2 separate regions of the Homo sapiens genome follow, and region 2 is linked to region 1. The links are chromatin contacts, found by Hi-C in ENCODE. All regions are on one chromosome and are shown on one strand. The core of a region is the stretch at or near the end of the contact, and the rest is flanking DNA. Distances in the headings are between cores, read along the strand shown.

Region 1 (6,436 bases), core at 2,246-4,745:
GTGCGCGCCACCATGCCCGGCTACTTTTTGTATTTTTAGTGGAGAGGGGGTTTTCCCATGTCGGCCAGGCTGGTCTCAAGCTCCTGACCCTCGGGCGATCTGCCCTCCTCAGCTCCCAAGTGTTGGGATTATAGGAATGAGCCACTGTGCCTGGCCTGAGCTATATTTTGATTGCATGGAAAATGTACAAATCTCACTTTAATACTGAATATTAAAAATTAACTGGGCGTGGTGGTGCATGCCTGTAGTCCCAGCTACTCGGGAGGCTGAGGCAGGAGAATCGCTTGAACCTGTAAGGTAGAGCAGTGAGCCGAGATCGTATCACTGCACTCCAGCCTGGGGGACAGAGTGAGACTCTGTCTCAAATAACAAAAAAAAATATTGAATATCAGAAAACAAAGAGGAGATCCTGATGGTTTTTACTATAAGCAGATGCGTTTGTTCTGTGGTTTTCAGCATTTTTCCCATATTAAAAGAGTAAAAATACTCACAGCCGCAGCTCTTCAAATGTCTTTACTGAGTAAAGTGGAGAGCTGGGATCCTTCTGTAAAACTTCCACACGGTGACTGGATTCTACTAAGGATTGATGGATTAACTTGTTTAAGAGTGAATTAGCTGCCAAATCCACTAGAAAAGCAAAAATAAAAAAGAGGACATCAAGCTTCCTGAATGACATCAAATAAGTTGCTCTTTCTCTTTCAGTGGTTGTATACCAAGCAATTGCACCTACGCTCATTTTTCCTCTAAAAGAGGGTTCCAGAAAGAATGATATAGCACTGAGGATTCGTTCTTTATGAGGATTCAGTTTCTTACGCTCTGTTACTTCACCATCCTCTAACTTCAAAGTAGCCTAAGTCCATCTCCATGAGACCAAATCCTTGACAGATGGAAGTTCTGAACCCAATCCCTGCATATTCCATTTCAACTTCCTTTAAATAAATACACCTTACTCCTAATTTAGTGTGTCTCCTGATAGTCACTATAAGAAAACAGAAGCAAAGACAGGCCTTTTCCAATTGAGATTATATTATTCACTCACACTATTAAAGTTATAAACGGAAACAGAATGCTAGTAGATACATGCAAATGAATTCATCTCCTACCTACATCTTCTTCATCATCTTCATTGATGTTATTAATAGAACCATCTGGAAAGGATGGAAGAGAAACAATACAAGTAAAGACAAATGCTGAGCACAAATGTAAAGCATGCTATTCAATTTTTTCTTCCTGACTCTTCAGTGTCTACTGGCAAGAAGAGTCATTTCATGGAGGAATGGACGAAACGATTGGGAAGGTAATGGAGAGTGCTGAATGTCACACTAATGAATCCGCGGTGTTTCACTTGGCAGGGACGTGATGAAAGCAAAACAATACTTTTTAATCATTGAGGTCGCTCTGCTTTGCCCTAACAGCACTCACCTATGTTTCGGACTGCAGTACTCTTAATACCCCAAAGGTTCTTCCGGGGTTGGCTGAGGTTTGAAAACTATTGAGAGACACAAATTTCAACCAATATTAGGATGCAAGCCCTCAAGCAGCCCAGTGCTTCCCTACCACAGGGGCTGGGAGGGATTCAGGGAAGGACACCCGGGTATTGCTTCCTTTGCAATATTAGGTAGCAGCAGATTCCTTTCAAGGTTGGGTTTCCTGTATGAGTTACCCTAAAATTGGAGATTTTCTGTATTCCCTGTACATGCAGTTTCTCTTTCCTAGGCCTCTAGTTTAGAGTTGGGCAGTACTTGGGGCTCACGGCACCAACAAGGGGAGGGTGGCTAGGAAAGTGCGCTGGCAAATGGATGGAAGCGAGGTGAGGCTTAATGGGCAAATGGGCAGAGTAGAAAACTCGGGGTCTAGCTGGGACTACCAGCTGCGTTCCCACCCTGGATTTCCAGGGGTCGTCATTTTTGCCCTTTCTAACCAAAGGTCTTGCCTCTCGTGGGGGTGGGGACGGGGTCTCCCTCTGTGGCCCTCTTCCAAACCCTTCCCGCATCTCCCCTCCAGCATCTGACGCCCCACTTCGAACGCTCGCGGGCTCTCCCTCCCCTCCCAGCCGATCTCCCTCTGCGAGTGGGAGCTCCACCCCCGCGGCTGTGGCCCCCCGGCTCGGTGGCGGTTACGTGGCTGTTCAGCCGCTCGCTCTCCGCCGCCCCTGCGTCGCCTCCCCACAGTAACGACGCCATGGCTGCGATTGCTGCTCCCGCCCCCAGCACGTGCTTCCACCACCGGCGCGAGGCGGTGCTGGCCCCATCCGCTGGCCAATGGGCTTCCTTAGGGGGCAGGCGTCCGCGTCCGCGCCCGCGACCACCGCGGTGCGGCGCGCAGGCGCTGGAAGGCTGGGTGGCGCGCGGAAGGGGCGGAGGGCAGAGAGCGGGGCGGGGGGCAGAGAGCGGGGCGGAGGGCAGAGAGCGGGGCGGAGGGCAGAGAGCGGGGCGAAAGGGCGCGGACCGGAGGGCAGAGGGGGCAGCTTCCGCAGAGTGGAGAGCGCCCCCCGCGCCGCCCCGCGGCCCGCCGCTCACACAGCCCTCCAGGCGGGAGCCCCCCGGACTCCCCGCCGCGCTTTACGCCCCGTGTCGGTTTCCCTGGAAATTTCCGCCTCCACATCACAAGATGTCAGAAAGGTTAGCGAATTGGTTAGCAAAGTGGAGACAAAATCTGATGAATTTGATATGACGAATGACCTCGAATGCCACAGTTGCGGAAAGGAAGCAGAACTGTTCAAGCTCTAACTGCTGTTCCTGCCCTAGATACCTGTGATGTTCCACATAGGCTTTTTAAAGCTTTTATTCTGAAATGTGGTCTCTTGTTAAAAACATTACCTTTCGGTATAACCTCTACGTCCTACATGCGTTTGCATAATCCGGTATAGATCCCTGGATCCCTGGTACTAATGATTTAATGACCGCTCAATTTGGACGAAAGAACCAAATTCCACCTCCCCCCCGCCCCCCAGTTTTCTAATTGTAATTTTGAGATTTTGATCAGCATTTCTGGAATTGGGGGCAAAAATACAAAAACCCACACGAAACTGCAGTCATGATCTCTCCGTGGTGCTGAAGCAACGCTCCCCGCTCTGTTCGGTCACTCTCAGGGCACCTAGTCGTTTGTTTTGAGATTATCATATTCATTTCAGCTTTTAATTTGAATTCTAATAGTAAATGTTTTTGTCTCTCAATGGTAACTTTCTTCTCATTTAACTAGGTATAAAATCGAGCCAAGATCTTCAATCTTTTAGTTTTCGTATAAGGATAGCAGAATTTGAAAAATTACCTTTTTTCTATTATTTTAGCGTAGCACTACAATTCCTCCTTTTATTGCTGTCCCGCCACAGGCCCAGATTCTGCCCTGTGGGCGGAGAAACGGTAGCTGGACTAGAAAACCTCAGGTAGATTCTAGCACCAAGCTCGGTTCTCAGAACTACATTTCCCACAAACTTGGACTACACCTCCCATGAGGGCTCGGGCGCCTGCGCAGAAGACGCACAGTGACAGCTTCCTTTCTCGGAAACGCGGCGCGGCCGGCTGCCGGAAAGTAAGTGTGGGATTTTTGGAGTGGGTTACTTTCTGGGTTCCACAGGGGAAGGGACAAATGGACACACTGCTGAACGGTTGTCTGTTGTCTTCTTTTTGCCCTCTTTCACATACTTTGGTCTTTTCAGGAAAGCATTGCCGTATGGAAATGAGACCTCGCTTAAGACCATGTATTTTTCTTTTGTGCCTGGTACTTTCTGGAGCTCTCGGTGGAAACTCGCCGCAGTAGGGTCGTCTTTAATTCCGTTGTGACGGGAGCTTCAGTGGTACTTGTACTGTGGAGTACAAAAGTGCTCTGCTGCCCCACTTAGAATTGGGTGCTCATAAAACAGTAGAAGTTGAGAACCCAGGAGTATGTGGGAGGCTGTGGCAGCAATTTTCAAATTATTTTGGGGATTGCCTTACATACAGACCACGATTGCTTTCTAGTGATCATAGTGCGTGTCTGCTAATCCTTTGGACAGTACTCCCTCTTCTTCCCTTTGGATTAATATAAAGTTTATCAAGAGGAATGCTATTTATGTGTTAACCCACTGGTTCCTGAGATTAGGACTTTTTTTTTTTTTTTTTTAAGACTGTCGCCCAGGCTGAGTGAAGTGGCGTGATCACTGCTCACTGCAGCCTCTACCTCCTGGGCTCAAGCGATCCTTCCACCTCAGCCTCCAACTAGCTGGGACTGCAGGCGTGCGCCATCTTGGCAGCCTAGTTTTTAATTTTTTAATTAACACACGGTCTCGCTGTGTTGCCCAGGTTGGTCTCGAACTCCTGACTTCGAGCGACCCCCCCTCCCCCCCGCCACCACCCCGTCTTGGCCTCTCAAAATGTTGGGATGACAGGCGTGAGCCACGGCGCCTGGCCCAATGTATGGAACATCTGGTGATGGCCGTTTTAGTTTGTAATTGGTGCTTAGGGGACACACGAATTCCCTCTCTGTGGTTACTTCGCAGCCCTGGCCAGGGTGTTACTTTAAACGTCTGCTTGGGAACTCCTGCACTTCACCCTGAATTAGGGTAAGGTGTGCTGGAAAAAGCACTGTAGTGTACCAAGTCCTGTTTTTGCCACAAATCTGCCTTATGACCAACTAGACTCACTCCCTGGCCTAGTTCTTTAGTTAGCACGGGAGTTGAACTTTGGAGACTTTGGTAATGTTGGACTTTGAGATCCAAATAATCACTGGAGTGTTTTGCATGTTAAAATCACCATGTAATTTTTGACCTCATAAAAAGTCGAGGTATAAATACAAATTACCTTTAATCCCACTACTCGTTAGGTTTTGATCTTTCCCTGTGTGTACTGAGATCATCCTGTATAGTTTATGATACATTCATGTCACTTAATTTCACCTTCCCATATTACTTTCCCAAGATTCCCAATGACTATTTAATATTCTAATGTCTTTAAAGACATTTACTATTCCACTGTTGGTGGACAGTTTGCAGTTTCTACTTTTTTGCGGTGAGTATATCCTACATGTACCTGAGTCATTGATTACTTCTTTTCCAGACAAATGCCTAACAAATAGAACTGGGTGAATGTGTGAATTATGTGGCTTTAAATGTTACAGGGAAAATGATTTTCGCAGATAGTAACGGTCAAGGTCATTCACCTTTATGTTAGAACTTTTTCTCTGTGAACAAGCAAACTGTACTATCATTCTTCTGGCCTCTGGTGTTAAAACTGACAACTTTCAGATTTTAGATGGTCCCCGTTGGGTCAGAAATATCAAGAACAGATAAATTACAATTTAAGGTGAGCAGAATTCCTATTTTGATCTGCACCCAAACAGGCTAGGTTCATATTGGTATTTATGTTTGCATCTGATTCCAGATGTTACTAGTTTGAATTTCTACTGGAGTAGGAATACCCTTCCAAATGATGCATAATTCCTACAAAAATCTCAGGGGCAAATTATAAAAAGAATGGTATTCCAGAAATAACAGCTGGCAGGCAAAATATTAATGAAATAATTCTGAAATAAAACAAGTTTGAATCCTGTATGTTATATGGTACTGTTTTGGGGCATTTGTTAGAAAGTATTTTAAAGCTACTTGGATTTGTTGTACACCTTTAGTAATGAGGCTATCCATGTTGTTAACCTCTCCCATCCTTTAGGACTATGTAAAAGGCAGGTTTTTGTTCCTTCTTTTTTTTTTTTTTTTTTTGAGACGGAGTCTCGCTGTCGCCCAGGCTGGAGTGCAGTGGCGCAATCTCGGCTCACTGCAGGCCCCGCCCCCTGGGGTTCACGCCATTCTCCTGCCTCAGCCTCCCGAGTAGCTGGGACTACAGGCGCCCGCCACCTCGCCCGGCTAATTTTTTGTATTTTTAGTAGAGACGGGGTTTCGCCGTGTTAGCCAGGATGGTCTCGATCTCCTGACCTCGTGATCCGCCCGCCTCAGCCTCCCAAAGTGCTGGGATTACAGGCGTGAGCCACCGCGCCCGGCTTGTTCCTTCTTTTGAGCTCTCATCATAGCCCAGGTTCAAGATCATCTTAGGCAAGTATTTCATGAAATAATGTTCAAGTTCATGAATTTCCAAAATTCTTTAATTGGTAAGTGTAATGCCCAGCAACTTAAAAAACACACACTGAAGCACAGCAACTCATATTGATAGGTAAAAAAAGTTACAGGACACAAAGGGCCCTTACTAATTTGACAAAATAGAAAGACCAGGTCTGTTGTTCTTTCTCTGATATGATTTATCTTGCAATTGCTGGATTTGAGTGGCAATTTGGAAGTATCATCTGATACCAATGTGATATATAGCTAGGAAAGACCAATGATAGGTGAAGTCCTTACCATAAAATGTTTCGAAGAGCTTCTCAAGACAGTTGTTTCTATTTAAAAGGGAAGATATAAAGAGCTAGGTTATCTCAAACAATCCTGTGAAAGAAGTTTAAAAAGATTTAA
Region 2 (5,977 bases), core at 2,876-5,375, 210 kb before region 1:
CAAGCAATCTGCCCACCTTGGCCTCCCAAAGTGCTGGGATCACAGACATGAACCACTGTGCCCAGTCCCCAGCTCCATATTTTTGCAATTGCGAATTCTTTCTGTGCTTTCTTCTTAGCCTCCGTTAGTTTCTCACTATGACAAAGTTACGGTGCAAGTAAAAGAAATATGCTCTTGCCTGACAGGATGAATATTCTGCATTTAGCTTGTATTGCTATTTTATTGAATAATTATTGTACCTGACTACAATTATTATATTAACAGTACTCTCTTGACTGACAAGATGAATTTTTTCATTCAACTTTTATTGCTATTTTAATGAACAATTATTGTACCTGACTACAATTATTATAGTAACAATATGCAGTCATTGAATAAGGCTTGGGCTTTGGAAATATACAAAGTACAGATTAATCTGAACAGTGAAACTTTTAAATGATAATGCCTCAATTTTGTAGGTCGTTTTTATTATAATGCACTTTCTCACATATTCTGCTTCAACTCCGTAAATATGTTTTTTCCAGCTTTAACAAAGGGTGGGATTTTAAATCATGCCATCTCTGTCAGTCACTGTTGAAGGCAAGGGTGCTAGTGCTGGCGTCTTTATATATGCCATCTTATTAATCTTTACAGCAATCATGAAAGAGGGGAATTTCCCCCACTTTATAGAGAGAAGAAATGAGGTAAATTGCCCAGTCCTCCACAGCTAATAAGAGAAAAGCTGAGATCTGAAACCAGATCTGCCCGAAGCTCAAGCTTTGATGCCTCTGCTGTGCCACTCTGCCGGATGCCAGGCCTGTCTTGGTCTGTAGCTGTCTCTCAAGGCAGGAATGGATGCTACCACCACCCCTGCCTCGGTGCGCCTGCATTTTCTTACGTATTAAACACAAATTCCTGGGGGTAACTTCCAGTCTCTTTGGCCTAAGTGATTTTTCCTGTATTGTTCCCCTAGATTTAATACAGGCCTCCAGGTAACTGACATTTTCATCTGACTTCTTGTTAGGGATACCTGGCACTTACTGCAGGGCTGGCAGTCTCAAGACGCCACCCTTCCCAAGGAGAGGGCAAGGATACCTCCTGGGAAGCTCCCAGGGAAGGGTAAAGGCCAGCAGGACCTTGCTGAGAAGGTCCTTCCAGGACTAAGCGGGAGGCTTTACTGCCCAATTGTCATCTCTGAATCTGCCATCTGGGTGGTGTTTTCCCCCTTAAACTATCCCGGCCCCGAAGGGACACAACTGTGAAAAGAATCCAGAGGATGGGGGGAGGGGGGGCCTCTGTGGGGAAGTGGAAAGGATTTGGGGCCCGAGTTCTGATCTGTGAGGCTCTGTGAGGCCTATCCTTGGGGTTCGGGTCACCCCCTGCTTGCGGGAGGTTTTGCTGGTTGAGCCGGTGACTGGATCATGTCGAAGGTTTTTTTACTTCTGTAATGTTCCAAGTGTCTAGAGTCTCATTCCGGTGGTCCCCTCAGGATGAGTGGCTCCTAACAGAGCACCCCCCACCCCCCCCGGGACTGGTGGGCTGCCTGAGGAAGCTCCAAGCCTGGGTCCAGGTCTCTGTGCACCTGAGGCCCCAGCTCATCCCCACACCCAGGCAAAGGGTGACAGTCTCAGGCACTACTCTGATGTAGCCTGTTTGAGGCTGGGGCCCAGTGGGAGCCGCACGTGGGACAGGGAGCAGTCCCCGGTTCCAGGAAAGAGCACGAGCAAGTGTGTCTGAGTGTGTGTAAGCGTGTGGTGTTTATTTATTCTAGGAGCGGTTGCTAAGTCAGACGTGTTTGCCAGCAGAGGGCTGCCTGAGTGCTGTGTTTGTTTACTCAGCACAGTGCAGGGAAGGGTGATCGGACAGACAAGTGCAGGCTACAGCCGTTTGGTGGGGGGCACATAGCGTGAGATGAGAATTGGTCTTGGGGGCCGTCTGGCGTGGTCCCATTCTATGGGTGCTGCTGGCTGTTGAGAGCTGCCTTCCGGGACACAGGCCCTGCCTTCTTTGATGTGCCAGCGGCTCTCTCACTGACCCTCCTCCCAAGCAGGGTGGAGCTGCTCATTACCCCACAGGGCAGTGGGCCCTCCTTCCCTTCATGGGGCTGGGGGAGGGTTCCTGGCTACGGGGTCTCGGGGGTCCCTGAGAGAAAGTGGATAAAATGTGGGCAGTGGTATGAGGAGGAGACAGTGGGTTCTCAGTCCCATTCCTACCCTGTCCAAGAGCTTGTCCACCCTTAGTTAGGCTTGGCCTTTCCAACGGGCGATCACATCTTACCAAGACTGAAGTCCACTGCCTCCTAGTCTCCTGTCCTCAGTCTTCCAGGTTATAGATTGGTTATATATTCCCTATCTTCAGGAGAGAGTGAGAGACAGAGAGAGAGAGAGAGAGAGAGAGGAGGAAGGCAAAACAGAGACCCTCCTGACTCCCTGTCCACCCTCAGCCACAGGCCAGAGGTAGGGACTGGCTGAATTTCAGGGTCAGGACTTCCCAGCTGGGTGGCCCCAGAGGCCTCTGCCTCCCTCTTCCTGCCCTAAGGCCCCAGCACCACGTCTGTAAGTCTCTGAGAGAGCCCTGGCTCCCCCGACACAGGCTGGCTGGCAGCCAGGGGTGGTGTTCTGGCTCCTGTACCAGCCAGATGGGGTGGCAGGAAGGCCCTGTTAATCCCCAGGGAGAAAGCTCCTTGGCAAACAGAAAAAAAGTGGCTGCCGGCACTATGTCCCTACCCTGGGACCATGAAACACCATACCCCGAAGTCTTTGGGGCAGATTTTGTGCCTCTGTATTCTGCCCACACCTTCCACGGCGCTTGGGCTGGAGTCCCAGCTGGGGCTATGGAGTAGGGAAGGGAGACCGGGTTCCCCCTTCTCAGGTTAAGGCTTTTCTGTAATGGACAGTTTGCCTCTGCTTCTCTCAAACACCCTAGGGAATTGTGAAGACAGGGTGCAGGCAGGCACTAGGCCCTCCTCTGGGCTCCAGCCATCTAGAGCTCTTATTTGCTCTGAACTTTCCTGATAGTGTTTGGAGAAGCAACTGGGATTGTCTGGGTCCTCCTTCTACCCCATCACTCCACCACCCACCTCTGCCCCCATCATCCCCCACCCCCACCACACACACCCAGACTTCTGCCACTGAAGCTGCCTCTTCTGCTGGTGTGGCAAATAAGTGTGGAGAGAGTGAAACCAGATACAGAGAAGGCAGCCAGCTGGGGAGGTGGTGGGTGGTGTTCTGCCGACCAGGCCTCCTGCTGTCCTCCCCCGGAGCCAGGATGGTGGAGGTCCTGGGCCCAGCCTCGGTCTGCCTTTTCCCCTGCATGCCCAGCTGGTGTGCCACCTGTGAGGGGCTGACAGCTCCTTGCTCCTCCAGTGGTCTTGTCTTGGTCCTGGGTTTGGGGAACAGGATTCCCTGAGCCAGTCCCTCCCTACACTTGGCAGTTACTGGGGAAGCTGAGCACCAAGGCTTGAGCCATTTCTTGCTTTCCCTACCTGTCTCTGTCTCACCTCCATCCACATTCCTTGCAACATGGTACCAAAGTAAGGCTTTGAACTTGGGATGAGTGGGGTGAATTTCACTCTTCCCAACAGCAAAAATGGAAGCTAATCTGGTTTCATCTCAGTTTGTAAGATCCCTAGATTCCCAAGGGAGCTGGGAAACCTCACTTGGGTCTAAAAGGTCATTTAAGGGCCGCTTCCAGACCTGGCTCATGCTCCCGATTGGTGGTGGGGGGTGGAGGGGTGCTGGCTGGGATTGTGGTCACTGAAGAGGGTCAGGAGCAAGGGTCATTGGGTAGAACGGCTCCCTTTGTCCCACTAGGCCACGAATTGGTTCTGGCATTCCCAAGGGGAATGCTCCAAGCCAAGTAAGGGCCACTGTGTCCAGGTGGACCATTCCCAAACCCATTTCTATCATGGATCATTTTCCAGAAACTTTCCAACATGGGAAATCACAACTGAAGCTGGTTGTTTAGATCGGAAAATCTGGGTGTAGTGTCATTAGAAAAACCAGAGTCTCCTCACATGAACCTTTGCCTGCAACCTCTCCCTGGCCTGCCTGCTGCTCTCTGCCTGAGTCACAACAGCATTCAACAGCTTGGACACAGAGCTTTACAATGTGCCAAGTGCTCCCACGTGCCCTGTGGCATTTACTCCGCCTAGCAGCCTGGAGAGATAAGTTAGTGTTAGCTCCACCCAGCAGAGGATGGAAGCCCTGGGAAGTCACCGGCCTCACTGAGGTTGTACAGGCAGTAGGTGGCAGGACTTGAAATCTCGCGTCCTTTCCACGGAATCTTTTCTGCCAGCAACCCAGAGAGTGCAGGGGGAATCCAAACAGTCTGGTGGGCACCAACTGTCTTGGCTGGCTTCCAGCTGGGCCTTTAGTGGTGACTTTGGCACGCCCGCCCCCCCCAACCCTCTGTCAATCTTTAGGAGCTGGGGGAATAGGGGGTGCTTTCTAGGAGGCTCTGCTCTCTTCTGAGATGTCCCCCTTACTTCCTTCCATTCTCTCAGGTGTGGGAGTCACTTTTCTGTGTGAATACCAGGCCAAACTTGTCCTTTTCTTCCTTTTCTCAGAGTCACCTGCCCCAAAGCGCCCCTGTTCCTCCCTCCCTTCTCTGCCTCTTCCCCCGGGATACCTTGCCCTTGCTTCGGGAGTGGAGGCAGTGTTGCCCCAGCAGAGGCACCGGCACTGCCAGGGTGTCCAGCTTTGCACACGGCCTCAGGCGCCCTCACGTTAGCTTTGGCTTCTTGATGGATCTTGAACTCCCTTGGGATGCTTTGTGGGCTCCTGAAGGACCTCCCAGGATGTCCCCTCTGTCCTCAGACCTGCTATGTGACCTCAAACAGGAATTCAGACTCTTCTTGGCCTTCGCGTTCCAGAGCAGAAGGATATGGGTGCCCAAATCCAGACTCGGAGAGGCAGGAGTGAGGTGAGAGGCACAAAATACACCTTTTTTTTCCTGAGCAAAAATCTGCCTCAGGTCCACTCGTTTCCCAAGGGCAGCCGTGCCTTTCACCCGACAACCCGAGGACCCGCAGCCCCAGCCTCTCGGGGAAGGTGAATGTGCAAAAGCCAAGTTTATCCTGAGTAATGCAACGAATACACTGGAGGGGGTGGGGCCGCGGAAGGTTTTATCCAGAACACATGTTATTGCCACTATTCTAGTTATCTTGGATATTTCCTGCATGTTTGTCACCATGGCAACTGACAGCATGAAGCCTGTTTGCTGGGCCCTGGGGTCTGGCGCGGCAGCCATGTGGTGTCAATTTGGCCCTCTCTGCTTCCCCCAGCTCCTGTCTCTCTGTCATGCTGCTTTTGGTCTCCGCCTCTGTCTCCCCGCCGCCTGTCTCTGGGCTTCTCTGTTTTCTTCTTCCAGGAAATAGCTGCCCCTGCATCCCTCGGTGACATAGGTATAGACAGTGTCCAGCTACTGCCACCCTAAGCCTCCCCTTAGTCCACACAGACAGTCTGTGACTAAGGGTGTTCCAGAATGGATGGGAAACTTGTGTGGCAGGGGATAGGCAAGAGATTGGCCTTCAGTGGAGAAAGGGCTCAGCCCGGCTCTGGGCTCATGGTTCAAAATGAGCCCATGCTACCTACTGCTAGGCTGGGGGCTAAAGATCCCTTGAGAAGGTGGGTTTGGGAGACACCAGTGAGGAGAGATGTGGGCTTCTCATCCTGATGTTTCCTGTGTGTGGGAGTGAGGGGTCTCCATCACTCAGATCCTTCCTTCCCTAGGCTTTTGGAGAAGACATAGGTAGAATGGCAGAGAGGGGTCTCAAATTCACAGAAGAGAAGCCAAGGAGAGAGGAGCTTGACAGCTAAGGGGCAGTGAGGTCTCTCGGCATTATGGGCTGCCTGGGGACCTCAAATCCCCAGTCCTTTCTCCCAGGTCTCTGGGATGTGGCAAGGACAGGGTGTGGCAAAGACATGGCCAATGGCAGTGTCCCTCCATGGGGACACCAGGCAACAGGGAGGGTGTTGACAATAATAGCCTGCGAGGG

The links. Hi-C counts contacts between places; a loop is a spot of excess contacts on that map. Pooled maps may share reads with other maps.
Region 2: a loop to region 1 is called in a map of gastrocnemius medialis, with 3 times the contacts of the local background. The contact joins the enhancer-like site here to the promoter of PUS3 in region 1. A Hi-C loop is called at or near these places in 2 of 168 maps with a recorded cell type or tissue (ascending aorta and gastrocnemius medialis) and 6 of 50 pooled maps.

What each region holds. Positions count from the first base shown.
Region 1 is chr11:125,900,265-125,906,700 of GRCh38, reverse strand. It overlaps PUS3 (pseudouridine synthase 3), which reads left to right and starts at 3,495. Exons shown (of 4, transcript NM_031307.4): 1 at 3,495-3,531. It overlaps HYLS1 (HYLS1 centriolar and ciliogenesis associated), which reads right to left. Exons shown (of 3, transcript NM_001134793.2): 3 at 6,055-6,436. The coding sequence ends at 6,433. DDX25 (DEAD-box helicase 25) reads right to left here and starts at 2,193. Exons shown (of 12, transcript NM_013264.5): 1 at 2,121-2,193; 2 at 1,423-1,489; 3 at 1,104-1,148; 4 at 492-627. The coding sequence starts at 2,183.
Region 2 is chr11:126,111,904-126,117,880 of GRCh38, reverse strand. No RefSeq gene overlaps it. Among named protein-coding and RNA genes, the nearest start is that of CDON, 52 kb to the right of the region's middle. Within about 2 kb of position 4,125, at least 20 of the 41 ENCODE cell types and tissues checked have a DNase peak (open chromatin) inside an H3K27ac peak, as active enhancers do; they include ascending aorta and gastrocnemius medialis, where a contact is called at or near this core.